Regions from separate parts of the Homo sapiens genome. Here region 2 is linked to region 1. Evidence: read pairs that join two places in POLR2A ChIA-PET (ENCODE). Cell type or tissue: MCF 10A. All regions are shown on one strand. Each heading gives the region's core, and the rest is flanking DNA. Links, peaks and the distances in the headings are about the cores only.

Evidence for each region. Peaks named below come from ENCODE experiments on the same cell type or tissue, not always from the same donor. Only the 100,000 strongest peaks of a DNase experiment are listed, where the experiment ranks them.
Region 2: POLR2A ChIA-PET joins it to region 1 with 5 read pairs; 1 of 35 experiments calls an interaction of 5 or more read pairs at or near these places.

Annotation. Positions count from the first base shown.
Region 1 is chr2:173,646,294-173,661,872 of GRCh38, forward strand. No RefSeq gene overlaps it. Among named protein-coding and RNA genes, the nearest start is that of CDCA7, 300 kb to the left of the region's middle. In MCF 10A, for the core only: no CTCF peak of the experiment used is centred there; DNase peaks (open chromatin) are centred at 6,198, 6,618 and 9,988.
Region 2 is chr2:174,055,164-174,070,742 of GRCh38, forward strand. LOC105373746 (a long non-coding RNA gene) reads right to left here and starts at 7,468. Exons shown (of 3, transcript XR_923589.3): 1 at 7,241-7,468; 2 at 6,755-6,871; 3 at 5,587-5,768. RefSeq lists an enhancer at 7,732-8,351. In MCF 10A, for the core only: no CTCF peak of the experiment used is centred there; a DNase peak (open chromatin) is centred at 8,728.

The DNA of each region.
Region 1 (15,579 bases), core at 2,650-10,649:
GCCTATATCCATAGGCTATATAGTCTAGGCTGTAAGGGGCAAGTGACTGCAGGCAGAGAGTCCAGGGAGAGGACATTCTGAATTCAGTAGGCATGGGTGGGGAACAAAAGAAGGCCAGCAATGAGGACGAAGTAGTGTGAAGACAGAGTTTCTCTGGGTCAGAGGTCTACCCCAAGTGGCAGATTTTCCAAAGATAGAGGTATACACATATATAAAACTCCAACATATTTTTCTTAAAATGAGGCAGTGACATTCCTCTATCAACAAGTGGGGTCTATGTTGTCTCCTCTTGAACCTGGATGGAACTTTGTAACTACTGCAACCAACAGATTGCAACGGAAGTGATGCTGTCTCTGTCTCTCAGTGGATTTGTCTTTGTCCAGTCACATCTTTTAAGGCCACATTCAAGTTTCATCTCTTCCATGAGCCCTTCCCCACCATCCTGTCTCAAATGAACTCTGCTCCTGTGTGTGCTGCTGATTGCACAAATGTGGCACTGAGAGAGAGAGAAAGAGAGAGAGAGACTGCAGAGAGAGATACCTGAAGGGCACTATCTTTTGAACCCTGTTCGAGTCTTCCACACTATGAGGCAGAGACATCCTCACTGTGCCCTACCCTGAACAGAAGAATCCATGAGCATAAGGAATGGTTGTTTTATGCCATTTACTGAGTTTTGGGGTAATTTGTTCTGAAGCCATCATACCTGTAATATCTCATCTCTTGATTCTAAATCCATTAAGCACATCTTGCCCTTCGGCAGTCCCTATTCCAGTATTTGGCAAAGTTTTTCTATAAAGGACCACAGAGTAAATATTTCAGGCTTTGCACCTGCTCTGCCATTGTAGTGTGAAAGCAGCCGGAGACAATACCTAAACTAATAAGTCTAGTTGTGTTCCAATAAAACTTTATTTACAAAAACAGGGAGCCAGCTGAGTTTGGCTTGGGGGCCTAGTTTGATGACCTCCATCCTATACTTAGGGTCATCAGTAGTAAGCCTCATGATCATAGTTATACCAGGTTAGTCCTGCAGGCTGCATCAGAAAGACAGGGATGGAACGTAAGAGCCAAGTCCAGGACTGAGTCGCAGGTGCCAGAGTGAATGAAAGGTCTGAGATGACACATTTCCCACCCTCCACCCACTGAGCAACCCCAACCGTTCCCGCCACCACAGTAGTTAGGTCTTCAGAGCCATCCTAAGAAAGAATCCTTCTTCCTTCTATTTTACTTTATTCCTAATTGCCCCATATTGACCGTGTTCAGCACTGTAATCCTGAGGGTTTTCCTATAGACTCAAAGCATCACTGATTTGTAAAACCCAGTTCCCTGTCTCTAAGTGCTCAGAATTCATTTCAGAAACCAAAAAGGTACTCTTCACCCATGATACATGGAACTCAAGGATGGGTAAGAATGCATCCCATAGTCCAATTCCTATTCCTTGAAATGCCATCAACTGTGAGCTGCAAAAAAAGGGACAAGTAGACAGGAGAGTACAATGGGGCTGCGCTTTTGTTCCTGCCTCCTGAGAGCTGGGTAGCTGCTGTTGGGTCCTTGATATCTTTAAGTGCTGGTTTTGCAATGCTGGTGAAGTATGCAGTACTGAGTTCACAAGTTCACATCACAGAATACGCAGACCAAGAGGCCTTAATGAGAGACAGAAGGACTATAAGCTAGCCAGAAAACTTGCCTCTCCTTCCTCCTGGTTTTACAGGATTCTCTAATAAGGGGATAACTTGGAGAAAAAGGAAAGAAACTCAACTAAATGTAACAGCAGGAGTCCTTCAGCAATCTTCTAAGCAGCTTCCTGAGAAGGCCTCCAGCCATTCAGCGGAGCCCAAAGGCTTAATGAGAGCAGCCTTATTGCAGGGCCTGTACACAGCAGCCTGGAGGCTGGTTTCCCATCGGTCTTTGCCCTCCATACATCAGCTGGCCACGCAGAGAAAGCAGGACGGGGAGGGATTCTCGGTGACTGTTCACAGCCCTGACGCAGCTGTTATTTTAGGAGATGTATAGATCCAGTTTGCCTTATATAATGGGGTCACTGGAATGTAGGTGGTACAGGGTGCTAAGAAAATGAACTTGCAATTTCATTTCTAAGATAAATGGGGAGTAAGAATAGACTTACAAAGAAAGCTTCTATTTCATCAGTGTAGGAAAACATGGCAATCCCAAGCACAGATTGGTTAAAGGGAAGGGTCTTCACCCTTAGAAGGTACACAAATGCCTATCAGCCTGACCTAAAGCGCTCTCGTGCATTGGGTCAGAAGTTTGGCAAGCTTAAACAGCGTAAGTAGAACCGGTTTGGGAATCTTTGAATGAGGAAGACTGTTTCTTCCTCTCCTACTTGTCCCCTAAATCGTGACAACTTTGTGAGGGAGCAGGACAGCAATCGCAGTGAACTGTCACCTCAGGTCTCAGAGGGACTGATACATTCTTTCAGAAAGCACTTGATAAGATGGCTGTTTGTAGGAGAGTTGGCTTGACCCTTCTGGGAAAACTGTGTAAAAGAATTGCTTTGATTTATAAAAGGTAGCAGACTGGATTTCTGTTCTGCAGTCCCACAGCTAGACTTTACACAGAATCAGACTGTAGTTTCCAATGCAGAGGGATGCATTTGTGCCAGTCAGGGAACACTAACAGGTGATCTGGAGAACTTCACCTGGGTCCTGGGGCAGCCATGGCCTGGCCGGGTCAAGCAGGACAGGGTCAAGCCATTGACTATCCCTCAGTCTTCTCCTCTGCAAAATGGGTCTAATAAACCACCAGAGATCACCCAGCTGTTACGAGCTCCAAATGAGATCACATATGGGAAGGTACATGGTAAACTTGGGAGTGCTTTGCAAAGTTATTATTTTCATGACATTCTATATAACTGTAAGCAAAATTCAAAGGGAGGAGAGAGAAAAAGAAAATAGAGATGATCTGGTGACGAAGTGTTTTTATTATTAAACATTTAGAGAGTGCTTTATATTTTCAGAGAGCATAGCAGTCTTTTTTTCTTGAGTTCCTTTGACAGGTTAACATCACACTCACTGACCTTGGAATAATTACCAGCTCCAAAATATGGCAGAAAGGGGAAATGATTAGAAAGGTAGTAGTGTGGCTGTTTCATTTCTGCATACCCACAAACATTAGCCATCAAGAAATTGCTTTATTTTCCATGAGACATCTAAACTGAAGACAGCATAAAATGGAGCCCAAGACCAAATTTCAGCTGTAAACTATAGTTATTTCTCTTCTCTTTACCACAAAATCAGGCTAGAAACTTAAAATTCAATATTTACAAAACCTATGAACCGAAGTCCTGATTTTCCTAAGTGGTGCAGAAAAAATAGATTCCTGAGATTTGTTCTGGAAAAGCCAGATAGGCCTTCTGAGGCTCAACCCTGTGCCCTAATCAGAGCTACGTGCTTGAAGTGTGCTGGTCAAAGGGAGATAGGTCAGCTCTGATCCCTTAAAGCAAACTGACGCTGAAATCTCTGATATCTTAAAAACAAACAAAGCTTTGGCAGTTCTTTTTATTACTAGAGATGGAGGCTTAAATGAAGGGCCGGGGTGTACATATTTTAAGGGAGTAAAACAAAAACAAAATAAAACATTTCAGTGGGCGATGCAAACATCAAGCCAAAATTCTGTTCTGCATTTGGGGCAAAGAGAAGTGAAAGGACCTCATGTTCAAAGTTTGGTTTTGGCTTGAGCCGAGTTGTGGCAAAACTGGGGCGGTTGTGCCTTTTCCTCCTCTCCTGGACTGGATTCAGAGGGCAAGGCAGAAGCCTGGTCCTTTTCTAGGAAGGACATGGACAAAGATGCTCACAGTGGTGGCAGGCCAGGGTGCAGGGAGGAAGGGGACCGAGGGATGCCCAGGAGTAGCAGAAGAGCCTCCCTGTGGAGGGCAGTGGCTGCCCCGCTCCAGAAAGGAGGTCTAGCTAATACCAAATTTAAAGTTTTTCTTTTCTAATTGTAAATCTCATACATAAACACCAGTCCATTTTACTAGGTATCATTGCGTGTTGGAGGATTGACAAATGTCGACTGGGAGTAGTGGCTCGCACCTGTAATGTTAACACTTCGGGAGGCTGAGACCAGGGGATCACTTGAGGCCAGGATTTTGAGACCAGCCTGGGCAACATAGTATACTCCATCTCTACAAAAAAAAAAAAAAAAAAAAAAAAAAAAAAAAAAAGACAGTCATATATTGGTTCGCTCTTGCAGACCCAGCTACTCAGAAGGCTGAGGCAGGAGGATCGCTTGAAACCAAGAGGTCGAGGCTGCAGTGAGCTAGGATCATGCCACTGTACTCCAGTCTGGGTGACAAAGTGAGACCCTGTCTCAAAAAAAAGAAGGAAAAAAAAACTTATTTTAAAAAAAGAGAATTGTTATATGTTAGCAGTGCTTTGGTAAGTCAAGGGGAAAAAGCCTTAGAGAAAAATAACGACATATCTTTGTGTAGCAGAGAAGGGCTTAGGATACAGAACAAGGGTAGGAAACATAAAAAGCACAGAGTTGAAAGAAACCCCAGGGAACATCTTACGGCTTCTCTCACCTTGCCCCCAATACGGATAGGAAAACAGGCCCAGAGAGGTTGGTTCATCCGCTTCCCACAATTTGATGAAAAAATTCCCTTTGGTTATTTATATACTTGGGCTGGAATTTCCCTGCCAACACCTATTGCTCCCTTCTCCTCCAACAATATTTTGGGAATTCTCATTCTATTATCCCCCCAAACTGCTCATATATGTTGACTGAAAGGTAGATCAAAGCCATAAGCATCCAAACCACAACAGTCGTTCATCGGGATGACGCAGACGCTTATTAAAGATTGTGCTGAGGGTTTTTTCTCCAAATTTCCTCAGACCCTCGCCATCCTAACAGGCTCTTACTTGTAAAGCTTTCAGTGGTGGCCCTTGACATTTTCTCAGTTGCTCGGTCTGCCTACAGTCTTTAGAAAGATGTATTCATTGCCTCACACCATAAGCTAAATGAACATTTATTCAGTGCTTGGTGTAGGTGCCAAGCATTGTTCTAGACACTGGTACATGGATAGGACAATCAGACACGACCTTACTCGCATGAGGCTTACACTAGAGGCTTGTTGCACCTCCAACTTCGAGGACAGTTCTCCATGAAATAACACAGTCTTCAGTTTCCGCCAACCCCTTAATGTCCATTAGCCCCCAGAAATCTAGCCCACAGAGATAAATAATTCTGTTTCATTCAAGCTCTGTTCATTCTTCCTACTCTCTCCTTTCATTTTTAATCAATCCTTCTTTGCATCCTCCAGCTCCTACACCCCCAAACAGGTAGTGCCCCTCAAGTGCACATAATATTGTAAACCTTTAAAAATTCCCTTTCCTGTTTAGCATCCAGATGCCAATGCAAAAGGAAATTCACTGAACTGAGGATTGCCAAATGCGGACAACCTGGAAGTATTTTGGGGTTTTTGTTGTGTTGTGTTTTTTAGGCTCAAGGGTACATGTGCTTGTTTGTTACATGGCTATATTGCATACTAGCAGGGATTGAGCTTCTAGTGTACTCATTACCCACATAGTGAACACTATATCTGATAGGTAATTTTTCAACTCTCACTCTCTCCCACCTCCCCCCTTTTGGAGGCTTCAGTGTCTATTATTTCCATCTTTATGTCCATGTGTCCATTGTTCAGCTCTTGCTTATAAGTGAGAACATGCAGTATTTAGTTTTCTATTTCTGATTTAGTTCACCTAAGACAATGGCCTACAGCTCCATCCATGCTGCTGCAAAGGACATGCTTTTTTTCTTTTTTATGGCAGCATACTATTCTGTGGCATATATGTACCACATTTTCTTTACTGGAAGTATTTTTGCAAGTTAGGTCTCTACTACACCAAGGTGCTTCATCATTCAGAAAACACAGAGTGAGTTAAGGATCCGTTAAGGGAAACGAGGAAAATCTGAGAAGCCAGTTTAATTGATACTTTAAAGTTGAGAATTACCATGTATGGGTTGCCCCCTGCATTCCTCCCCACACCACCCCTATCCTCCTGCAGAACCCCAAAGTGACAAGAAGGAACATGAATTTGGTGTCAAAGGCAAAAAACCAGGAGGCTCACCCCCAAGGCTGCTTCACCCCTTTCAGGCCTTGACATGGAGGGAAAACAAAAGCTGCCACCATACCAAACCTTTCCAGACTCATCCTAATGGAATCTGCTTGAGTCATGGAAACATATTACAAAGGCTTGCCAACACCAGGGCCTTGTGTAAATCTACAATTGCAACTAGTATTGGGATTGGAGCACCCACAAGTCAGTTAGGACCATCTAAGTCCATAGATTAACCATGCCACTTGTTTGCAACTTTTTGCATTTACAAAAAGAAGAAATGATCGCAGGAAATGAACCCAGCAAATGTATCCTCTGGAGACATGTACCTCTCTCTGGGACATGCCTAAAGTTTTCTTTGACAGTAATAAATGTCAGAAATTGTTATTGAAACAAAGGCAGCTGGTTTACAATTGTGATAAATAAGTTCCCAAATTGGCAAGAATCTCTACGCATGTGTAAAAAGGCAACTTTTCCCGGCCCAAGTGACTCACCAAGGCCCTCCAGGCATTATCTAGACTTACTTTATTCTTTGCAAACACATTGAGACTGCCGTACCCCTTCTGTGCTTGCTCATTTTTTTCTGAGTCATAGCATGAGCTGACAATAGAAGCATGTCAAACAAAACCTCCACATTAAAGCAACGTTGTCTGAAGGGTGTGCCTGTGCCCTCTCAGGCCCTGGCAATGGAGATGCGTATGTATCTACCCCACTTAAAAAATAAAAACTATCCACTTTCATTGTTTTTTAGCAAATGTATGAATAGAAGGGTCATTTTCCGCGTTGATTTCTTTTAACTCCATGTGTTTAAGAAGGATAAAATGCACATTAGGAGGACGGAAAAGCACAGCCGCCACAATATCCCAGCTTTGCGGGTCCTATTCAACTCTTTCTTTTCCCCTTCAGTGAGCTTTGCATAAAGCTTACCCAAACCCACATGGATTTCTATAACATCCAAAAAGAATGACAATGAGTGATGTGATGTAGGTGGAAACTGCCTGAAGAAACCTAAATTGTAACAGGAAAAAAAATTGACATTTTAGATTTTAAATGTTACACAGTTTTTATAAAGCTTCAGTCAATTTATTTTATTTATTCTAATGAAGAGCATTACAACTGCTTTACTGCACTGAAGCAAGCATCGATCACATCATTAATCACACCTTGTGAATAGCCACAAATCAAGTTCTAACAGCAAGCACTGAATCAGGAGCAATGAAGCATAAACTCCTTCACAATTTATGATCTCTCCAATTGCATCTTTTCAACCATTAAATTGCAAGATACCATAAATTTTTATCTTCTTCACTTCAGTCACATTATTGATTCTGCCGTGTGAAATATAGAAGCGCCGTAAATCTCGGCTATTGAATTAAATTTAAAGTCTCGACTTCAGAAAAGAAACCCAACACACTGCCATGGCTGTTAATTTACACTGAGGAACAAATGATAGAAACATTAAAATTTAAATGGACAACAGGGATTTCTAAAAGCCATAGTACTGTCAATCCTAGTCCTTGTCAACCTTGAGGGCTTTTAAAAAATTATTCAAATTTTAAAAAAGAAAAAAATTAAAAATTTTAAAAGTGGAAGGTAGGTAGATTATTCATAGGAAAAAGTAATAGGGAAATTATTCCATGGGAATGGCTGCCAAGACTAGATACTTTAAAGGCAGGAAAGTGGCAGTGTCCCCCACCTCACTCCCCATGCCATGGGACAGTTCCAAAGGAACCCATGTGTCTCACATTCCACTCAGGACACCTCTGGATACAGTGGTGGTCCCACGGAGGCACTGACAGTCCCTAGACAGCTGTGCTCATTGCCCCACTTGCCATCTTGACTTCTGATCCATTTGCTGCCCTGCCGTCTCTCTCCTGCCACCCGGAAGCTGCCTTTGCAGTCTGCCTTGCTGAAGCCTCTTTGCTCTCTGGCTTTCGGTTGGGTGTGGCCAATAGGAAGCACTGGCAGAATGGCGAACGGCAGGGTGGGAGAGGGCTGGGAATGTTCGTTCCCACTCCTTCCCTGCTTTCACGTCAGGGTTTGGCAGGGGTTGGATCCTTCTCTGACTGCAGCTCCAAGTGTGGCGGTGGGGGTGGGAGGCTACTCCTTTTTGGCTCAAGTTCTCACCATCCTCCGGTAACAGCACTCCCCTCCTTTGCCCTTCCAGGACTGGGGTTAGTAAAGGCTTCTCCCTGTTACTCTTCTATAGGTGCCTCAGCCTCCTTGAAGGTCCTTTTAACCTTGCCCATAACTCTGCAAAATGTCCCTTCATTAAATACTCTTCAGCTGGATGTCTGAATGGCATTCTGCTTCCTGTTAAGATGTTGACTGATGCAGAACATGTCAGGGCACAGAGAAGATCCTAAGAGCTCCAGAAAGAGCTGACAGCAGCCAGGCCCTGCAGTAAAAGCCAGAGATACCACACCCCAAAGTGGCGAAAATCTAAGTAAACCTAAACTATATTCAGATCAAGAAATGCCCATTATGTTTTGGCAGATAGCTGTCCCTGGTATTATAAAGGACATGTATGGCACCCAGAAGTGAGACAAACGGGATCGCAACAAGTGGTCTTTTTCATAAGCCACCAGGCAAGCTGAGATCTTTTAGCCACAGAGAATAAAGGAGAGGTTGCTGAGTAAAGGCTGAGTTAGAGGAGAAAATAGGGGCTTGCCTCGGGCACATGCCATTCTAACATAGACAGAGGCAATTGCTAACTCGCTGTGGTGACCAGGGCTGGTTGGAACTCAGCAGACATAAGCAGAACCCCAGCCTGTTCTTGCAGGATCTCAGACAACCCTGTGGTGTGTGAATTGTGATCTGAGGATGCCCAGACTGGCTTCTAGCCTTACCTACTTCTAAGACGCATGAATTTTCTATGTCCTCCAAGTTTCCTTCTGGGGGTTAAGAGAGCTAAAACACAAGATAATGCTATATTATCAGTTTCAGGGTCCAACAAACACTCCAACTCCCCACAAAGGACCAAGGGCTTCTGGAAATGAATATACCAATTTCTCCAACCTAATGACAATGTTAAGAGATAAAGAGATAGAGTCTTTGCCAGAGGTCAGGATATCCCTGACAGCCAGCAAAGACTTTCTGGGACCAACTTCAGGTTCAACCTTCCCCTACAGGTTCCAGGCAGGTCCAGGCTGAACAGGATTTCTGGAATCAATCTTAATTTGATTGAAATCCACATGAGAGGTGGAAGAGCAGAGATCTACATCTCCATCACCTTCAGTATGAATGAAGAACATTCACCTTCTATGTGTGTTCTAGACCAGAGATTCCTGCCCCAGAGTGACTGAACTCCCTTGGACTATCACAGTAATGCCACAAACTACTCAGATGACTTCTGACATCCAGAATAAACAACTAACGGTCTCTCATGGTTCACAGGCCCTTCCCAAAGCTTCTGTTTGGTAAAATATTAATACATTTACATGGCCCAAAATTCAAACAATACAAAAGAGGATAAGGTAAAAAGAAGTCTTTTTCCCATTTCATCACTCAACCATCCAGTTTCCTTTCCCAGAGGCAACAAATACTAGTAGTTTATCTATTGATCGATCTATCTATCTAGATAGGTATGTGCATGGATATACATACATATATAGTCCATTTATATATAGTTTCTATCTACTTGCCAAATATATGTTCATATGCATATATGCTTTCAGAAACTCCATATACAAACAAATGCATACATGTGTGCACATATATATATATATGCATATATTTTTCCCATTCCTTTACACATATGGTAGGATATTACACACAAAGGTGCACCTAGCTTTTTTCATTTAACAATGTTGTGAAGTCTGTTTCATATTATTGCATAAAAAGCTTCTTTGCCACTCTTCCAGGCTGTAGAGTAGTTATGTAAGATGGACCACAATTTGCTGATACATTCCACTGTTGATTGACATTTGGGTTGTTTCCAATCTCTTGCTATTACAAACAACTGTTTTGTAATGATCTTATACATATGTCATTTCACAAATGCTACAGAGAGATTTTAAATTGACCCAACTTTTCAAAAAATCAGATTTCACATAAAAATGGACTTGAGGTTTTTCTCGAAAAAGGAAAGATCTAGCAGCAGTGAACTCCTGCTCTCACATGGCAACAGCTAGCTGTAGCTGAGCAGTAGATGTCCCTTTGGAAGACTTAGTGCTGTCCAGTTTGCCTCCATACACTTTTGCATAGTCCGCTGGCCCCTATGGGCATTTGAAATCCTGCCTACCTCAGAGTGTGATAAGGATTGAATGACATAATGAATGAAGGTAAAATATCCACATGGTACTTGGCACCTTCTGAGTGGTGGAGACACTGTAAGGGAAATGAGATGTCGGTTCAATGACTATTCCCTTCCATTCCCTTTCCCGTCAGTCTACACATTTTTGGTTCTTCAACTTCTTTCTAACCTTACTGGAAAGTAAGCTTCATGAAAACATAGACTTTATTTTGTTCACCACCATGGCCCCAGCACCTAGAAGAGCAAAGGTCACATAAAATGAAAGGGTAAATGAATGAATGAATAGAATGAGATAAGAGCACGTCAAGAAATAAAATTTATTAGGCTCTTCCCACCTGTTTCTTGATATTTTTATGCTTTCATTCATTTCCTATACTTTTCCATTTATTTGCCAAATCCAAGCTGTTTCATTTATAAATATTTTTCCAAGTTTGTTAGTATTTACCTTCTATTCCTTATCTTTGAATTACCTTTTCTTTTCTGTCCACTAATTCTGTTGCTTTCAACTGTTTCAACCTTACAGTTTCGAACCACAAGGAATCCGATTATTTTTTGTATGTGCTCCTCAAATCCATAAATCTAATTTTAAATTCAAAAACAAACAGCTCTACTTTCTTTGAAATGTATAACCCTATAAAATATTCACATTAGTCTAAATTATATGATTAATGTGGCATCTTCCCCATGAACACTTAAACAATTTAGATACATGACTTGAGACTGTTGCTATGTGACACAAGTTCCACCTTAGAAAATTGGATGAACAATGTTACCTGATAAATGAAATTTTAAAATAAAAACCAAAGAGGTTACCAGTTCACAGTTACTTCCCAGCATGGTTTGGTAAAGAATCAATGGATTGGCTGGGTGCAGTGGCTCACACCTGTAATCTCAGCACTTTGGGAGGCCGAGGCGGGCGGATCACGAGGTCAGGAGATCAAGACCATCCTGGCCAACACAGTGAAACCCCGTCTCTACAAAAAAAATACAAAAAATTAGCCAGGCATGGTGGCAGGCGCCTGTAGTCCCAGCTACTCAGGAGGCTGAGGCAGGAGAATGGCATGAACCTGGGAGGCCAAGCTTGCAGTGAGCCGAGATCACGCCACTGCACTCCAGACTGGGTGACAGAGCTAGACTCCGTCTCAAAAAAAAAATAATCAATGGATCATCATGGTCGCTGGGAGCTTCGAAGTTTACAAAATGCTCATCCCATGCCACCCTGGCTCATTTGCTCATAGCTACAACTCATGAGGGAGTGGGTCGGTAGGCTGGAGATGGTTTGATTTACTGAAACTCATCCAATTTATCTTCAGGTAAAAGAGGGAGTTGCTGGGGGAGAGACACGGGGACCTCACAACTTGAGGATAGGAAGAACAGCTCCACTCCAGGAGGAACCGGAAGTAAGGCTGCAGCGTCATAGGAAACAGAGACATCGGCTCCACTGACCCCTCAGCTAGGCCACAGCCTCTCATCTTGGCTTCTCTCTGTGCTTCTGTTTCTCACATCTTGACCTGCAGTGGAGCTTTCTTTGGTTCTCCCTACACATGGTAGAAAATGGCTGCCCTACAGCTCCTGGGTTTCCTCACCTTCCTTCAGGTGGTTACAAAGATGAACCAGAGCCTCTAGGCCCCAATTCCAAACGCTGAACAGAGACATACGGATAGGCCCATCTTGGGCCAGATGTCCGTCTCAATCTGACAGACAACATGGGAGAATAACGCTACTAAACACATTTTATTCTTTTATTTTCCAATTACATTAACAAAGGGCAGCTTGCTGGAGGTTTGATTGTGAGTTACAGAAACCACTCAGAAAATGTTGAGCAAAAAGAGGGAATCACCGGGGGGAGGCCTGGTATCTTGGCTCAAGGACAAGCAGTATGACTCCACCGAACATTTGTTCTGAGTGACTCACCCCCTGTGAAACAGCAGACTGCATGGCCATGCAGCCCTCCCTGCTTGGAAGGTGGATCTTTGAGAAGTGAGGCTATGGCTGGGCAAGCATCCCCAAAGGCATTGGTCCTAAGCAACTGATATTATTTTGCCCTTTTTATAAGTTTATTCTAACTAGGTGACTTTCCCAGGGCTACACGGGTAGCAAGTAGACTTCTGACCTAGACCTGCTCCACCCAAACAGACTCTTAATTTCACCTCATTCCCTCTTCTATTGCTTGGCACACTATAGGCACTCGGTACACAGAATTTTCCAGAACAGAGAACAGATAAAATGCTTACAGGTTGCTTGTTACATTGTACATTCTCTAATGTGATGTTCATCCACTTAGAAAGCACTAAGTTTTGGTAGTAGCTGAATTACAAGGCTTTTAGTTCCTTCCAAATAAAAGCACATCCTCACCATCACTGTACTTTTTATATAACTTTTCTATTGTAATTCCTGGAATTCCCTGAGCTCCAGAGTGCCAAATTGACACTCACTTTCCAGGAATTATCAAATTTTTAGGGATTGACTATTATTCTCCATTCCTCTTCCATCAAGGTATATGAATAATTCTCCAAAAATGTGCTCCCCCTTCCATTTTACTTTTAATAAACGTAATTGAATCAGTCCTGGGCTGGAGCATCTGGCCTTGGATTGCCGTGGAGTTTTTTTTTTTTTTTTCTTTTTTTGGTCCAGAGGGCACATTTCTTGTTCTAGGGTCAATGAAATAATCAAAACCTAGTCCCTGGGGAGGAAATTTTATGGTTCTCATTTATTTGATCCACAATCTACTAAACTCCATGCCATAGTCAATCAGCTGTTAAATAAAGAAGGAACGCACAGCTAGTTTGCTCTAGAAAAGGCAAAATCCACTGGATCCTGGGCTGGTTAAGTTAGAAACAGGTTGATTATACTTAAGTTGGGGGCCGATAGGGCTTCAGTGAAAATGCCTGGTAGTTGGAAGCTCACTCATTTATTTTGCCCACAAACAGAAACTGCCTTTTGAAATGAAAAGATGAATCCTAGTTAACCGGGTTTCCATCCCAGGCAATGGTCTAGATTGACAGGCTCAGATTGTCAGAAAAGAACAGCAGGGAGGTAATGAAGGGACAGCACTTTAGAAGCGACGGGCCGAGGCTCACAGAGAGCTAGCGTTTGTTCAGAGGCGCCCAGCACTGCCCTGTGGCCACCCAGGGCCATCTCCTCAGTGACCCACCCCTCTCAGCCCTCACATTGCTGGGCTGGCCCATCAATTGATCTCTAATGCCTGCCTTGGCTAATGTAATTGGAATGTCAAAGAATAAAATGTGGTTAGTTACGCGTTATTCTCCCTCTCATAAAACTCACCCTTGGACAGAGGGAATCAGCCTTTGATGAGGACTGTTACAGGCTTCCAGAGAGCACTTACTTTCTATGCATTCTCCAGGAGACATGTAAAGCGCTGGAGAATCCTAGTTGAGTATGAATTTAAATGAGTGGTACAAGGGCCAGCAGGTTCTCAGACAACGGTGTGACTGGAGGCTCTAAGAATTTTCTGCCAGTCCATAGCAACAGTCACCACCCAAAGAACCCTACATCCTTTCCTTCCCACCAGGCCTCACCACTTGCATGGTGATGGAAATCGGAAGGAGGGACCTTCTTTCCAGGGTTTGACTGGACAACAGTCTGCCTTCCCCTGGCACTGCTGGTCACCAAGTGACTAACAAACCAGAGCCGTAGGGTGCACTCCTATCAGTACTTTATAGATTCCAGAAGGGCATAAATTGTGTCCATTTTCTTACTGCTGCAGAGCTAGGGCCTATCTCAGTGCCTGGCACACGATAGGTCCTAATGTTTGTTGAGTCATTAGTGGGTCCATAGCATTTCAAAGGAAAACACTCTGAAGAGTGATCTAAGATAGAGTGACAGTTGTGATATGGGTGTTTATAGATACTACCTCTGAGGTGGGAAGATGGAAGAAAGACACCTTAGTTTTGCTGGATTTTATTTTTTATTTATGATGCTATCATCACTGTGTTGGGCTGTGACACAGAACAGAGGCTGACATTGGGGAAACCTGGGGCTAAGCAGATGAGTCTGAGGTAGAGTGGAAAAATGAAAAGAAATGGCAAGATTTTAGAAACATCCAAATTATGGGCCAAGCAGCCAATGATTCTCCCTTAGCAATGTGACCTCCCTCTAGTCTTCCAGCCAAGCCCCATCTGGAACATACCTCATGGAGTTGAAAGCTGTCGTTGGAAAGAGCCAAAGAGGGGACTCCACAGAGCCAGAGCCACAGCTGCCCCTGGCAAGCCCTGGGCAGCAGGACACCAAGGTACCTGCAGGTATGAGGCCTCAGGTTCAAGCAGAGCTAGACACAGAAAGTGTTTGTGTGGGAGCCCCTCCTCTGCCACTGAGAGGGGTGGACTCCAAACTCAAGAGCAGGAGGCCTGCCCCACTTCGACTCAGCCACAGGCTTCTTTTGTGTGTATCGTTAGAGCTATTTGCTATTAGAAAACCCACTGAAATACTCTAAATTCATCTTTCTTCCAAAGTGGATATAGCCTCATGCAAAGGATAATTTGAGCATGAACTGGTTCTTCTGTTTAGTTGAAGCTGTTTCTGGAAATCGCCAAAGTTGGAGTGGGCTGCCAGCCTGTCCAAAGGAATCCTCCTACCCAGGCTAAACAAACAGCCTCAAAAAATACCCTGAGAGGCAGCAGCCATCTAGTAACATGTAATAGAGAGGGGCTTGGTCCAGTGGGAAGTGGAGAGCAACAAGAGAGAATGGAACTCCCAGCCGCAATGAAGATTTGCAGAGTGAAAGCTGCCTTCAACGTATCATGAAGCCGGCGCACCATGAGGAACACTTTCAAAAGTCAGTAATAAATATCTCAAATGCACATATTTTATTGCACCTTTAAAATGCATACAAAAGTGCATTTGATTCGTTTTAAATACAATTATTTTAACTCTTTTTTAACGCCAGGATTAAGCCAATTCTACTCCATAAGGCTTTTGATACCAAAAAAAAAAAAAAAAAAAAAAAGAGAATCGTGTGGGAGATTCGACAACCAAGTGAAAAAGGTTTCCTGTTAACTGATTATATTGCCCAATTTTAAATTATCTTTAGATTCAGTCACTTACCTGGAAGGCCCAGACACTTGCAGATGCAAAATAGATTTCATACAGTTCAGGAGGAGAGTCTGGGGGAGTATTCTGGGCTGTCAGGAGACAATCCAGTAATGAGCAAAAAGTCTTCAATAAAGACAAACAGAATAAAAGGGCTGTGTTAAAATTACTGCAGCCTTGCATAATAGCTGAGCTGCAAAG
Region 2 (15,579 bases), core at 5,295-13,294, 410 kb after region 1:
TTTTTTTTTTTTTGAGATTGAGTTTTGCTCTTGTTGCCCAGGCTGGAATGCAATCACGCGATCTCTGCTCACCGCAACATCCACCTCTCGGGTTCAAGTGATTCTCCTGACTCAGCCTCCTGAGTAGCTGGGATTACAGGCATGTGCCATCATCCCCAGCTAACTTTTTGTATTTTTAATAGAGATGGGGTTTCTCCATGTTGGTCAGGCTGGTCTTGAACCCCCGACCTCTGGTGATCCGCCTACCTCGGCCTCCCAAAGTGCTGGGATTACAAGCATGAGCCACCGCGCCCGGCAGAATTTGCTTCTTGATTCATTATGATATTTCTGCATAGTTCGGGTTGATTATGCCTATGCCAGAATCTGATCTATATGGCATAACATACAGAAGGAATAAAAGACAGGGTCCCTGTGGTAACCAGCCTCTAAGATGGCCCCAAATGATTCCTGCTTCCTGGTATTCATGACCCTGTGGAGAACTGATGTAGGTACCCAATAGGATATTTTGGAAATGACAGTGTTTGACTCCTGAGCCTGGGCCATAAAAGACCTATGGCTTTTGCCTTGCTCTTGCTTGAGTCACTCACTCTGGAGAAAGCCAGATGCCATGTTATGAGGGCTCCTGAGTGGCTCTGGGAAGTAGCTCCACCAAACAGTCCACATGGTGAGAAACTGAGTAGCTCCAGTTTTGCGGTCACGAGAGTGAGCTACCTCGGGAGTACTGTCTGCAGCTCCAGCCCGGCCCTTGGATTGCTGTGCACAGATGAGCTGCTTCCACCGACTTCTGGCTTGCAAAAACTGCTAGGTCATAAATGTTATTGTTGTTTGAAGATGTAAATCTGGGGTGACTTGTTATGCAGCACTGTATAACTAATACAGCACCTAATCTATAAGAGCTTTATAACTTCACAGGGGAGAAAAGATGGATCTGAATATGTAAAACTGTGAAATAAACCAGTATGTATGAACCATATACCAACTGTCACAAGTTCTGAGAAATGAGAGGAGGAAAGAAGGAGGCTGTACAGTTGACAAACAAGGACCCCCAATTAGGAGGTCAATATTAGAAGAAAAGGAGGTTCGAAGAAAGGCAGGACCACATCTTGGGTTCTCTCCATTTTTGTTTTTTGTTTATTTTTTTGAGACGGTCTTGCTCTGTTACCTAGGCTGGAGTGCAGTGGCATGATCTTGGCTCACTGCAGCCTCTGCTCCCGGGCTCAAGTGATCCTCCCACCTCAGCCTCCCTAGCAGCTGGGACGACAGGTGCAAACCACCATGCCTGGCAATTTTTTTTTTGTATTTTTAGTAGAGACAGGGTTTCACCATGTTGGTCAGGCTAGTCTCAAACTCCTGACCTCCTGATCCGCCCGCCTTGGCCTCCCAAAATGCTGGAATTACAGGCATAAGCCACCGTGCCCGGCCATTTCCTTTTTGAAGAAACCAAATTCTTGAGGAGTTTATGCAAATATTCTTTGCAAAATGTGAAATGCACTTGAAAATCAAGAATACATCTTTAGCTGGGCACAGTGGCACACACCTATAGTCCCAGCTACTCAGGAGACTGAGGTGGGAAGATTGCTTGAGCACAGGAGCTGGAGACTAGCCAACACAGCAAGACCCCAACTAGGCAACACAGCAAGACCCCATCTCTGAAAAAAAAAAACCCTAAAAATAAAAAAATAGATATATCTTTAAAACAACATGTAAGTCAAACAAACTACTTTTGGTAAGGAAATTCAGCCTTATAAAAGTGCAAAAAATTTACCAAAACACAAAAGTGGTTTACCAGTCTGTTACATACCATCATCTATGCTGGGTTGAGAAATTAAAGGATATTTATTTGTCAGATTGATTTAAATTAAAGAATAAAATAACTCAGTTCCTGGTGGGTTGGTTTCCACACTGGAGCAATGGAGAGACTCCTAAAATAAAGGTAAAATAAAGGATATCTATTTAGATGAGAGGAGGAAACAAACAAATAAAAGCTCCTCAACCAACCAGAGAAAATTAATCCCTCTTTCCAGTCTTCACTGTTTTTCATTTTGCTTTGCTTTGTTTCCTTAAGGAAATTTAAAACATAGTGGAAGTCACGATGGCATGGAAATGATGGCTGGGAAAGCATCCCGGTACCTTTTCATGTTGCCTGAATCTCGCTCAAGATATCAGTTTCCAATGGAATGGGGAAATCTGTGTAAACCAAATAGAATATTAAAGTACACGAACAAGCAGCCTGAAAAAAAAAGTTCAATAAAGTAAATGAACAAATATATAAAACAGATAGCCAACTTCACCAGTAAAGAAATGCAAACTAAACCACAAGGAGATTGAAATGTTAAAAATCGATTGGATTGGTAAAGACTAAAAAGGTTGATAATGCTCAGTAGTTGGGGGTCTGGGAATCGAGCACACCATGGGGTGAGGTGGGAACGTTAACTGGTACAACCATTTTATTTTATTTTATTTTATTTTGTTTTGATTTATGTATTTATGTATTTATGTATGTATGTATTTATTTTTTTAAGACAGAATCTCCCTCTGGCTCCCAGGCTGGAGTGCAGTGGCATGATCTTGGCTCATTGCAACCTCTGCCTCCCAGGTTCAAGCAATTCTCCTGCCTCAGCTTCGCAAGTAGTTGGGACTACAGGTGCGCACAACCATGCCCAACTAATTTCTGTATTTTTAGTAGAGATGGGATTTTGCCATGTTGGCCAGGCTGATCTCTAACTCCTGACCCCGAGTGATCTGCCTGTATTGGCCTCCCAAAGTGCTGGGATTACAGGCATAAGCCACTGTGCCCGGCCATGGTACAACCGTTTCAGACAGCAATTTGACACCACCCAGCAATGCATACCCTTTGATCCAGCAATTCCATTCCCAGGAATTTATCCTAAATGTGAAAGTATATGTAGAAGCTCAAGCATATTCACTGCAGCCTTTTGGGAATAATGGGAAAATTAGAAATCTCAATGTACACAAGAGAGGGCTGGCTACATAAACAAATAAATGAGAACAAACACGTGGTGCCTGCTTATTCTGTGCCAGCATTCTTCTAGGAGCTCTATGCACATGAAGTCACGTGATCTCTCAAGATCCCTTAGACTTGGTTCCTGTCTTAGGAGAGTTCAGCCTTACAAACAAATATCACTCAGCCATCAAAAAGCTCAGGAATAGGTCCAGATGTGCTGACACAAAAAATACTCATGACATGGAAGTGATAAAAGGAAGTTTCAGGGAAAGCTATGGAGCACAATCTCATTTATGATTTAAAAAGAGACTGTGCATACATGTTTATATTTATACAGAAAATGTCTGGAAAGATAAACCAGAAGGAAACAGTTAACAGAGAAATCCTCTGGAGAAAGCCAGGGAAGGGAGGAGAACCCTCCATTTTTTACCTAATATCTTTCTTTTTGGTTTTATTTTTAAAAAATAAAGCCCAGAGTCAGCCAAACTGCAAAGGCTGAGGTCACAATTCCTAACCCTGCTTTCATTTTGGACACTGACCTCAACTTTGGGGGATTCCCCCAAACTACTCTCAGATTGGATAATTCACTAGGAGGACCCGCTGAATTTATTGAAAGCTATTATACTCATGGTTTTGATTTATTATAGAGAAAAGATACAGATTAGAATTAGCCAAAGAAAGAGACACACAGGGCAGTCTGGGAGGCTTATCAAACATGAAGCTTCCATTGTCCTCTCCTGTGGAGTTAGAACACATTACCTTCCTGGCATCTGTGTGTGAGGATACACCTTGAGTACTGTCAACCAAAGAGGTACAAGCAAATTTCAGTGTCCAGAGTTTTTATTGGAGCTTCATTCTGTAGGCCTGATGGGTTTATTGATTGCCCACATGGCTGATCTCATTCTGAAAGTCAGCTGACACTACATGACCCAAATTCTCACCCTAAATCACACTGCTGGGTCTTTCTGGCATGGCCAGTATGTACCCCAGGATCCAGTGTGGTTATCTCATCCCCTAAACCAAGATACTCTTATAAGTTATGACTGAGGTTAATCCCAGAAGCTGAGGGCAAAGGCCAGATCACCCTCTGGGCAAGACCAAATGCTTCACTACACATTGTTAGAATGAAGACATGGAATAGCCATGTGGCTAATTGTTTTTCCACGTGCTGCCTGGTGCATGGGCCAGTTTCTAAGCTGTGTGTTTATGTAAGATGATTCATCTTCACTGAGACGCTCTGATCATGTGGACTTTTGTTTTGTGTTTTCTTAGATTCTGTATTTGTCTGTTTGGTATTCATTAGTCACAAGGCCAAATTAATGGCCATGATTATTTCTATTTCCTCTGCAATCCAGGTTTCCCAGATGCACAAAAATCATATTACAAACCCTCTAACCAATCATTTGAGTCCATACTCCCAAACACTTCCTTATCTCACTCTTACACACCAGCCAGTATTTCCTCTGCCCGAAATCACCCAGGGCCAGGTACCAGACAACTACAGACCACTCCTATAGCCCAGAGCCTGCCCAAATTATTTGAAATAGCCAATCCTACACTGTTTCTCCTGCCCCGCCTTGTTTTTCCCAAGGCAACCGCAATAAACGCTGTGGCCTGGGCTTTCTTCTCACCACTTCTCCTTCCTGACCTAACCTGGTGCTTCCCCATGTGGCCCTGCATGCATGATGTGCCCTCATCCCTTGGCAAATACAACTCATAAATTCTTCTTCCAATGACATGGCCTCTCCATGTCATCACTCAATCCCCTCCCTGAATTAGAATCTCCAGTAAAATTGAAACAACTTTTAAATCTCTGATCTACAGGCCTGGGTTTCAGTAGGTCAATAGTCCTTACTGCCTGGTGCAGGCCTGGGCTCATGCATACTTGTTAAATCTAATGAACAGTCTGGGTGCAGTGACTCATGCCTGTAATCCCAGCACTGTGGGAGACAGGGGAAGACAGTTTGCTTGAGCCCAGGAGTTTGAGACCAGACTGGGACACATGGCAAAACCCCATCTCTACCAAAAATACGAAAATTACTCAGGCATGGTGGCATGCGCCAGTAGTCCCAGCTACTCAGAAGGCTGACACAGGAGGATCGCTTGAGCCCAGGAGGTGAGCTGTGATGGGGGCCACTGCACTTCAGCCTGGGTGACACAGCAAGACCCTGTCTCAAAAAAAAAAAAAAATATAATAAATTTTACACTATCAGTTTTTGCTCTAGTGATGAAGGAGATAAATTATTCATCTTGCTTAATGCAATCAGTACTTGATGTGGAATCTGAAAATATGTTAAGCTACTTTCAGAAATGCTCATCAGCCTGCATATCTGCACTGTAAAAGTTCCGTCCTAACTTGTTCAGTGTTCTTTTATCACCCTCCTTTCTCCTCCTTCTTCCCCACACCCTGCCCCTAATTCATTTAGTTAAGCAAATAACCTGTATCCACTGCCAATAACTAAATCTGCCTGGATCACCTTAGAAGCTAAAACCCAGAATGAAAAAAAAAAGTTATGCTTCTTTCATTTGGGCTTGTTGCATGGTTTACTTTAGGCTCTGAGTAAGTGCTATTTTATTATTGTTTTTGCTTGTTACTATCAGGGGATTTCAGGAACTGATTTTAATATAAATGCCTTAATTGTACTCTCAGGAAAAGATATGAAAACAGAAAACCTGATAAATCAGTTGATTCTGTAACTCTCCACATTGTTGTCATCTGTGAAACTGACTTAGCAGTCCCCACGATGAGGTCTGGCCATATTCCCACATTTTCAGGGACACAAGGTGTAAAGATATGAAGGAACTGGAAAGGACAAAAAGTGTGAAAAAATATCAACAAATTTAAGCCTCCAGTGATAAATATGGGTAAAGTGCTGAAGTGATAGACGAATAAGGTTAACAAAGGCCAAGCCATAAAGGATGAGGAATATTTTGGGTTTTAATAATACAGGTGAGCTTTTACAGAAAAAAAAGTTACTGCCTCAGGCAAGAGTAACTGTTTATGGTGGGTTTCCAATAATTCTCAAAGTTTGATCCAGTTAAGAACTCAAATTCTGAACCAGAAAGTTTAAAAAACATTTTAAAGAAGAAAACCTTAAAATAGCTATTTAGGCTGGGCATAGTGGCTGATGCCTATAATCCTAGCACTTTTGGGAGGTCGAGGTGGGAGGATCACTTGAGGTCAGGAGTTTGAGACCGGCCTGGGTAACATAGCAAGACCCCCATCTCTACAAAAAAATAAAAAAATAGTTGGGCATGGTGGTGGTATGCGCCTGTAGTCCTAGCTACTTGGGAGGCTGATGCAGTAGGATCACTTGAGACCAAGAGTTTGAGGCTGCAGTGAGCCATGATTGTACTACTGTACTCCAGCCTGGGTGACAGACCATGACTTTGTCTCTAAAAAATTTTTTTAATAAAATAAGATGGTTGTTTAGAAATACTGACATTCTCTTCTCTATAGATGAGTTATTAAAACATTATTTTATTTTTAATATCCCACTTAGCCAAACTGCACTAGAAAACCAGAAGAATCTAGTTCTAGAAAACACTTTGCTTTTGTAATACTCTTCGGTATTTAACAGTACTTAACAAGCTAGTAAGGAACCATAGCTTTACAGCCAAGTGGGGGATGGGGAATTGTTTTTGCTAAGCCAGGATGAAGGTGTTAGTTATATATGCTCTTGAGCATAGCAAGTTCTGTGAACTCAGATGTATCTGGAGGCTTTTAGCCACAAGTTACAGAATATTCAACTACAAGTGACTGAAATCATGAGGGCATTTAATTCTTACACAAAAGATGACGTCTGTGGGCGGCTGCTCCAACCCGGATTGGCTAACAGTCTAGGGGCTGCTTCTCTGCCTCTCGGTTTTCCTTTCCATAGCTCCAAATACAGTCCTTCATCAAATCTATTTTCAAATAAAAAAAAAGGAATGATGTCCAGCGGGCCCTGGAATTCACCCCAAGCCCTCGCAGGAGGAGGAGGGTGAATGGATAGCTTGGCCAGGCACCGTGGCTCACGCCTGTAATCCCAGCACTTTGGGAGGCTGAGGCGGGTGGATCCCTTGAGCCCAGGAGGCAAAAGTTGCAGTGAGCAACCCCTGCACTCCAGCCAGGGCAACAGAGCAAGACCTTGTCTCAAAACATTAAAAAAAAGAGACAAAATGGATAGCTTTTCTTGTCTCCCTTTTTGTATCAGGGAGGAAAAATTTCCCTGGCAAAGCTTTGCCAAGCCTGCTCCCCAGACCCTCATACTTTCCAGGCCAGAGCTGGCTCACCTGCCTAGCCCTATCACTGGCAAAGGAGAAGTGGGATATCATGATGAATTTAGAGCCATAATGATTCATTTTCTGAAGCTGAGCACACTCGCTGTCTATGGAGCAAAATGAGATTTTGTTGGCAAGGAAAAGGGGGGTGTGGTGGGTTTGTGAGACGGCGATGGTTAAACAATCAATAGTGTTTGTGATGTCTGGAGGCATTAACAGGTGAAAGGTGGGACCCTGGTCCCAATGCCTGAGTTCATCATTACTATTCAATGAGTGCATAATAAGGAAATACATCTTCCATTTGCTATATTGTGAAATTGGATAAAGCCCTCAGTCAAACCAGATATCCTACGTGGCTTTGTAGGAGTTAAGTCACAGAATAGGCTCCTTCCTTGGAAATAAAACTTGACCAAGTCTCTTCCCTAGAAATACAGTTCTTCATTAAATCTATTTTCAAGTTTAAAGTAATGATGTCCCAAGGTCCTTGGAATTCACCCCAAAATGACGCAAATACAATAAGCCAAATGGCTGAAATCACTTACACACAACATTTGACCAAAGCAAATCAGCTTGCTCTCATGCTGTGATCAGAAGAGCAGCAAACTGGAGGCTTTGTTTGAAGCAAAAAGAACACTGAATTCTAAAGACAAGGATCCTCAGGGGGAGAAGAGAGAGATTAGTAAACAGGGTTAGTTAATCCACTCAGACAAGAGCCTCAAAAGTTCAAGGGGTGGTCTGTTGCCTGCACTTCCATGGGATTTCAAAGGATTGCAGTGAGAGGCCGGGAACCAAACACGTCACTCTCCGCAGCCGCTGTCCCATTTATATCATTGATATCAGCAGCCAGGACTGCTCTATTCTACGAAAGGGATGGAACTTTCTCGAAGAAGTGTAGTTGCCCCAAATAGAGACTGCTCAGATTTGGCGGGCCTCTTGAGAGCAAGAACTGAGGAATCTTATCACAAAAATGGGAAGATAAAAGGCAGAGCCTAATGAGAGAACACTGAAACCCTCGTATTTTTTATTCCCTGGAGCAAAGTAAAGAACAGGCATAGAGGAGTCAGAGGGCCTGGTTCTCCTAGGACTGACCCCCACTGGGAAGCGCTGTAGACCGCCCAGGTTGATAAAATGTTGTCACCCTGTGAAAGCAACACAATCCAGTAACTAAAGCGTTCATGAACGGGGGGCCCTGCAGGGTTCTGTGTTAGCTCTTGGAATCTAGGTTCAAAAAACAAAAAACAACAGGGCACGTTGAAGAGGGCTGTGTCAAAATTTCTCCTTTCCCTTCACACCCACGCCTTCCACACCCACTCTGCTGATGGCGTTCACTCCAATTTCATTGAGAAAATGGAAGCTACACATCTAGCCCTGCCTTCCCTCCTATTTACTGGAAGCATTCCTGCTTCTACCAACTGTCAGTCCCTCCACCTATGCTCCAGTTCTCATCCCCTGTAGCTTCTTAAGGACTGGGTCTCTTTCGTCACCCCTCTCCCTCTTGCTTCATCAGCCTCCAGCTCTCCTCCTCTCGGGAACATTCCCCTCAACATCCAGACATGCCCCGGCACGCTCCGTTGCTAAAAAATCTACAGCCAGCCAACCAACCAACCAACCAACCAACCAACCAACCAACAAAAAAACCTCTTTGCTTCCCATCTCCCCCATTTCCATTTCTCTTGTCCCCTTTCTGGCAAAACTTCTCAAAAGAGTAATCTGAACTTGCTTTCAAATTAAACAGAACTTGTCCAGCAGCACCTTTTTTTTTTTTTTTTTTTTTTTTTTTTAGAGTCAGAGTCTTGCTCTGTCACTCGGGCTGAAAAGCAGTGGCACAATCATCACATCCAGCTAATTTTTAGTTTTTATTTTTTGATAGAGACAGTCTTGCAATGTTACCCAGGCTGATCTTGAACTCCTGGCCTCAAGTGATACTCCCATCTTGGCCTCTCAACGTGCTGGATTTTTTTTTTCTTGTTTTCTTTTTCTTTTTTTTTTTGTTGAGATGGAGTCTTGCTCTGTCGCCCAGGCTGGAGTGCGGTGGCGTGATCTCGGCTCACTGCAAGCTCCGCCTCCCGGCTTCACGCCATTCTCCTGCCTCAGCCTCCCGAGTAGCTGGGACTACAGGCGCCTGCCACCTCACCTGGCTCATTTTTGTATTTTTAGTGGAGATGGTGTTTCACCATGTTGGCCAGTCTGGTCTCAAACTCCTGACCTCAGGTGATCCGCCCGCCTCAGCCTCCCAAAGTGCTGGGATTATAGGCGTGAGCCACCGTGCCCCACCCTCAAGCAGAACATCTTTCATCTTCATTTTTTTCAACTGCTCAGCAACATTTGCTGTCTTCTTGAAACCGTTTCTGTCTCCCAGCTGCTCTGACACTAGCCTCTCTGGGTTTGCTCCTCTCTCATTGGCTTCTTCTTCTTCTTCTTCTTTTTTTTTTTTTTTTAGACAAGATCTCGCTCTGTTGCCCAGGCTGCAGTGCAGTGGCACCATTTCTGCTCACTGCAACCTCTGCCTCTTGAGTTCAAGGGATCCTCCCACCTCAGCCTCCTGAGTAGCTGGGATTACAGCTGTGCACCAGCACGCCTGGCTAATTTTTGTACTTTTAGTAGAAATGGGGTTTCACCATGTTGGCCAGGCTGGTCTTGAACTCCTGGCCTCAAGTGATCTGCCTGCCTCAGCCTCCCAAAGTGCTGGGATTACAGGCATGGGCCACCGCGCCCGGCCTCGGCAGTTTTTTTGCTGCGATTTGCTGGCCCCTCCTCTTTCCAGAGACCTTTTGCATCAGGCTCATTTCTGGGCCTTCTCCTCTTTCTGTTCTCACCTGTCTAAGGTGAGCTATTCTGGCCCTCAGGTTTTAAGTAATATCCATATAGTAATGATTCTAAATTTATATACCTGCTTCCTCAAACTTTCCTCTGAGCTTCCAATTGAGACACAACAATTGGTCTTGGTATCTACCCAGTCTGATATCTACCCAAGAGTGTTTAATGGCCATCTCCAACCTATCCTCAAGACATTGAATTGGGTTGTTCGTTTTCTTATTTTTGAGTTTTAAGTTCTTTGCATATTTTGGATAACAGTCCAGAAATGTTCTTTATCAGATATGTCCTTTGCAAATATTTTCTCCCAGTCTGTAGCTTGTCTTCTCATTCTCTTGACAGTTTTTCACAGAGAAGTTTTTAATTCTAATGCAGGCCAGCTTATCAATTCTTTCTTTTGTGGATCATGTCTTTGGTGTTGTATCTAGAAAAAGTCATCGCCAAACCCAAGCTCATCTAGGTTTTCTCCTGTGTTATCTTCTAGGAGTTTTATAGTTTTGGGTTTTACCTTTAGGTCTATGATTCATTTTGAGTTAATTTTTGTAAAAAGAGTAAGGTCTGTATGTCAAGATTTAGTTTTTTGCATGTGAATGTCCAGTTGTTCCAGCACTATTTGTTGAAAAGGCTATCTCTGCTCCATTTTATTGCCTTTGCTCCTTTGTCAAAAATCAGTTGACTACATTTATGTGGGTCTTTTTCTGGGCTCTCCATTTTGTTCTATTGATTTTTTTTTTAATCTATTTTTTCACCAGCACCACACTTTCTTGGATTACTGTAGCTTTATAGTAAGTTTTTTTTTTTTCTTTTTTTTTGAGACTGAGTTTCACTCTTATTGCCCAGGCTGGAGTGTAATGGCATGATCTCAGCTCACTGCCACCTCTGCCTCCCAGGTTCAAGTGATTCTCCTGTCTCAGCCTCCTGAGTAGCTGGGATTACAGGCATGCGCCACCATGCCCATCTGATTTTGTATTTTTAGCAGAGGCGGGGTTTCTCCATGTTGGTCAGGCTGGTCTGGAACTCTTGACCTCAGGTGATCCATCCACCTCGACCTCCCAAAGTGCTGGGATTACAGGCGATTACAGGTGTGAGCCACTGCACTCAGCCTTTTTTTTTTTTTTTGAGACACAGTCTCACTCTGTTGCCCAGGCTGGAGTGCCATGGTACAATCTCTGCTCACTGCAACCTCTGCCTCCTGGGTTCAAGCAATCCTCCTACCTCAGCCTCCAGAGTAGCTGGGATTACAGGCACTCACCACCACACCCAGCTAAATTTTATATTTTTAGTAGAGATGGAGTTTCACCATGTTGGCCAGGCTGGTCTCAAACTCCTGGTCTCAAGTGATCCACCCACCTTGGCCTCCCAAAGTGCTGGGATTATAGGCGTGAGACACAGCCCCTGGCTGCTTTATGGTAAGTCTTGAAGTCAGGTAGTGTCATCTACATTCAAAACAGTTTCTTGATTCCCGCCTCCGCACACACTCTCACACCTGTTTGACTCCCAAGTCTTTCCCATCTCAGTCAATGGCACCACCATGCATCCACGTGCTTAGGCTAAAAACCTACAAATCATTCTTGATTCTTTCCTTCCCAACTTGCATCCAGCCCATCAATATGTCTTCTCAATCCTTCCTCCAGCGAACAGTGCAAATCAGGTTGCATCTTTCTGTTTCTACTAAGTTCGAGAGTGAATCTCGTTGGTACTACTATAACTGTTGTACCTTTTGTCCTCTACAATGGAACAGGCGTGAGTGACCACACTCAGCCCGAGTGGGTTTTTTATGACATGTTGAAATCAGATGGGGATGAAGCTTCAGTGTAAGTCTCTTAGGAGAAAAGTAAAGCCCTGCACTGTCCAATTCAGTAGCCTCAAGCCATATGACGTCACTGAGCACTGGAAACGTGGCCAGTTTGAATCCAGATGTGTTGTAAGAATAAAATATACTCTAGGTTTTAAAAACTTTGTATGAAAGTAAGTATTCTAAAATCTTATTAATAATTTTAGGTTGATTACATGTTAAAATGACGACATTTTGGACATATTGAGTTAAATAAATCATTAATATGAATTTTGTTTCTTTTCAAAAATGTGGTTTTGCTGGGCATGGTGGCTTATGCCTGTAGTCCCAGCTACCGGGGAGGCTGAGGCAGGAGAATGGCGTGAACCCGGGAGGCGGAGCTTGCAGTGAGCCCAGGTGGCACCACTGGACTCCAGCCTGGGCGACGCAGCGAGACTCCGTCACAAAAAAAAAAAAAAAAAAAAAAAAAAAAAGCCAAAGCCAAAAATGCGGTTGCTAGGAACGTTTAAATTACATGTATGTGCCCCGTTAAGGGTCTATCAGGCCATGCTGCCCTGGACAGTCATGGCTGTAGGCTGCAGTTCTCTGGCCCCTGACCTCCCTGCTTCCCGCTCCCCCAGCCTCTCCTCCTCCTCTCCTCTGTACGTCAGCCAGCACCTCAGCTTCGTCCTCACAGGGGACTCTCACGGCTGGAAAGACTTGGTAAGATGGCAGAGGGGTTCGGAAGCCAGGTTATTTTTCAAAGTCTAGCTCTCATGTTCAAAACCCTCTAATGGCTATTTCAGTTAGAGTAAAATCCCAGTTCTTTATCATACATGCAAGGTCCTGCCTGACCCCCTCTCTCATTGTGCTTCAGGCTCTTTCCTGTCTCACAGCCTCTACGTTTGCTGGTCCTCCTGCCTGGGAGGCTCCCACCACACTTGCTTTGACGGCTGGATCATTTCCACTTAAGTCTTGGCTTAAATGAATTATCATTTAACTTAAATAAGTTATCAAATATGATGTAATAATTCTAGATGTATTTTTACATTGCTTTCAAATCTTCAGTTCTTTAAGAGGAAATTACATAACAAGATGTATAGGATGATCCAATTAATATGTAGATGTATACATATTTGTAAATATATTGATAACTATTTAGAAGGATACATACCAGTTAACTGAGGTTACCTCTGGGGTCACACTCTATTGTTCTGCAAGGTAGTTTTTCACAAAGCAGTGTGATTAAGAAATCTCTCTATGCCAGCTCATATAAGATGTACTTTATTCTATTTTTTTTTTTTTTTTTTTTTTTTTTTTTTTTTTGAGATGGAGTCTTGCTTTGTCACCCAGGTTGGAGTGCAGTGGCGTGATCTCGGCTCACTGGAACCTCCATCTCCTGGATTCATGCAATTCTTCTGCCACAGCCTCCCGAGTAGCTGGGATGATAGGCATGCACCACCACGCCTGGCTAATTTTTGTATTTTTAGTAGAGACAGGGTTTCACCATATTGGTCAGGCTGGTTTTGAACTCCTGACTTCAAGTGATCCACCCACCTCAGCCTCCCAAAGTGCTGGGATTACAGGTGTTAGCCACCACACCCAGCCAAGGATGTACTTTATTCTTTTAATGGCTGACAGTATTCTTTTGTATGGATGTATTACAGTACATGTCACCATTTTCCTGTATTGATGCACATTTAAATAGTTTCCAATTGTTTTTGCTACTACAATTGAATCTTACTATAACTGATATGTATTTCAATTCTTTGGATCATAGAAAATAATTTACCTTCTCTTCTACAGGAGCCAGTTCTTTATTATAGTTTGAAATAATATTATAGTATGAAATAATATACCCTGTTCAATTGTGAAATGTGGTCATTCTAAGCATGAACAATTTTTTTGTGTGCACTTTATATGTTGATATAATTTCTAGTCAACATCTTTAAAATTTTACTGAACATATGCAGTTTATGAAGCCTCAATATTCTCATTTCTTTAGGATGAGTACTTCTTTATGATTTTTCTGGTACTAATAATTTGGAGAAGAGAGAGTAAGGTTAAAAAAAAAAGAGAGAACCACAAGGATGTTTGTTTTCTCATCTCTACTTACCCTTAATCGTTTACTTTTTTTTAAAAAGAAACTGCTTCTGAGTGTACTAGGCAGGATTCAATGGGAAAATCATGAATTGCTGAAAATTTTCAAGCTTATTTGATCAAAACTGATGGAATCTTCATTGTACTCACCCAACCTTGTTTTATTCATTAAGGCCAATATGAATCATTCAATGCAAAGAATGCTATACTGTACTGGTTTTAAAATTATGGACAATCTTTTTTTTTTTTACAGAGGAAATAATTAGCTCTGCAATTTTGGTTAGGTAATTTATCTGTATCTGTACAAGAAAATGAATAATGGCAGAGAAAACCAGAGACGTACGCTGTAGCCAGATCATCAGCTGTTAAGCTGAGATGTTTGGACTTCCTGACTCTTTTTCTTTTTTTTCTTGGTTGTCCAAGACCCCCTAAAGCACTTCAGTAACACTGTGTTCAATAGAATTTTGTGGCTACTCTGAAAGTCTAATCACAATTTTCTGTGAGAAAATTAATTCCAACTTACAAATAACTAATTTATAAATTAATTTTTGGCAGTTTATTATTTCACTACTGGTCATTGTGGTTAGTATTATTTAATCTAGCTATGTGACTTCAGGTAAGCCACTTAATCTTCCGCCTTCTCAGTAACTTCTTTCATAGTAGATGAGTTAAGCAAGATACTCTCAAACGACATTTTCAGTCTGAAAATTCAGTGATTTACCTGAAATCCTGACGTGTTATTAGCAAGATGTCAACACTTACCACTCAATACCCAAATTTCCTTTCAGAGTATTCTTTAGCAACGTTAAAATATTAACATTTCTTCCTCAGGGTAGGTAAAGTAACAGAAAAACATGCTCCGTAATTTCCTTGTGTGTTATATATAAAGATTGGGCCTGTTAATGGTGCTTCCTTTTAGGTGATGTTAAAAAGAACTGTACGGGAATTGGCATTTCTTGAGCGGCTTATATCTGGAATTCTCCTCAGTCCTTTGATACTAGGCCATTTAATCCACACATTAGCGTTATCTTCATTATACATAGGAAGAATATAAGGCCGGAAGAGTTAACTCACACAAGATGACATCTAAGTGGCGGAAGTGGAATCTGATTCCAGATCTGATCAAAAGCTCTTTCCACTCTATAAAGCTGTGTTCATAACACAACAGGAGTTATAAACTCCAAATATAGTATAACGGAAACGAGTACAGAAAACGTGTCTACGTATTTGCTAGGGTAAAAAGCTAAGCTGTTACGATGGAAATATGGTAGCTCAAATACAGTAGCTTAAAGAACACTCAAATTCATTTTTCTTTTTCTTTCATGTACCAGCCCCAAGGTAAGCAGCCAAGTTACTGGGTAGCTCTGCTCCCCACAGTCATTCAGGGACCCAAGTTGCTGCCATGCTGCTCCACTGTCCCCTGGGTGTTGTCCCCGTATGCATTATTAATGACATGTGCTCTTCCAGAGCATGTGAGGGGAGCATGCATCCAGGTGTGTAAGACCTATCTCTGGAATCAGCCTGCATCACTTTGTTCATATTCCACCGATGAGAACTTAGTCATGTGGCCTTCATCTGGCTGCAAGGAAGCCGGGAAACAGTCTACAGCAGGACAGCCACGCACCCCTCTGTACTCTACTCAAATTAGAAAGAGGAACGCGTT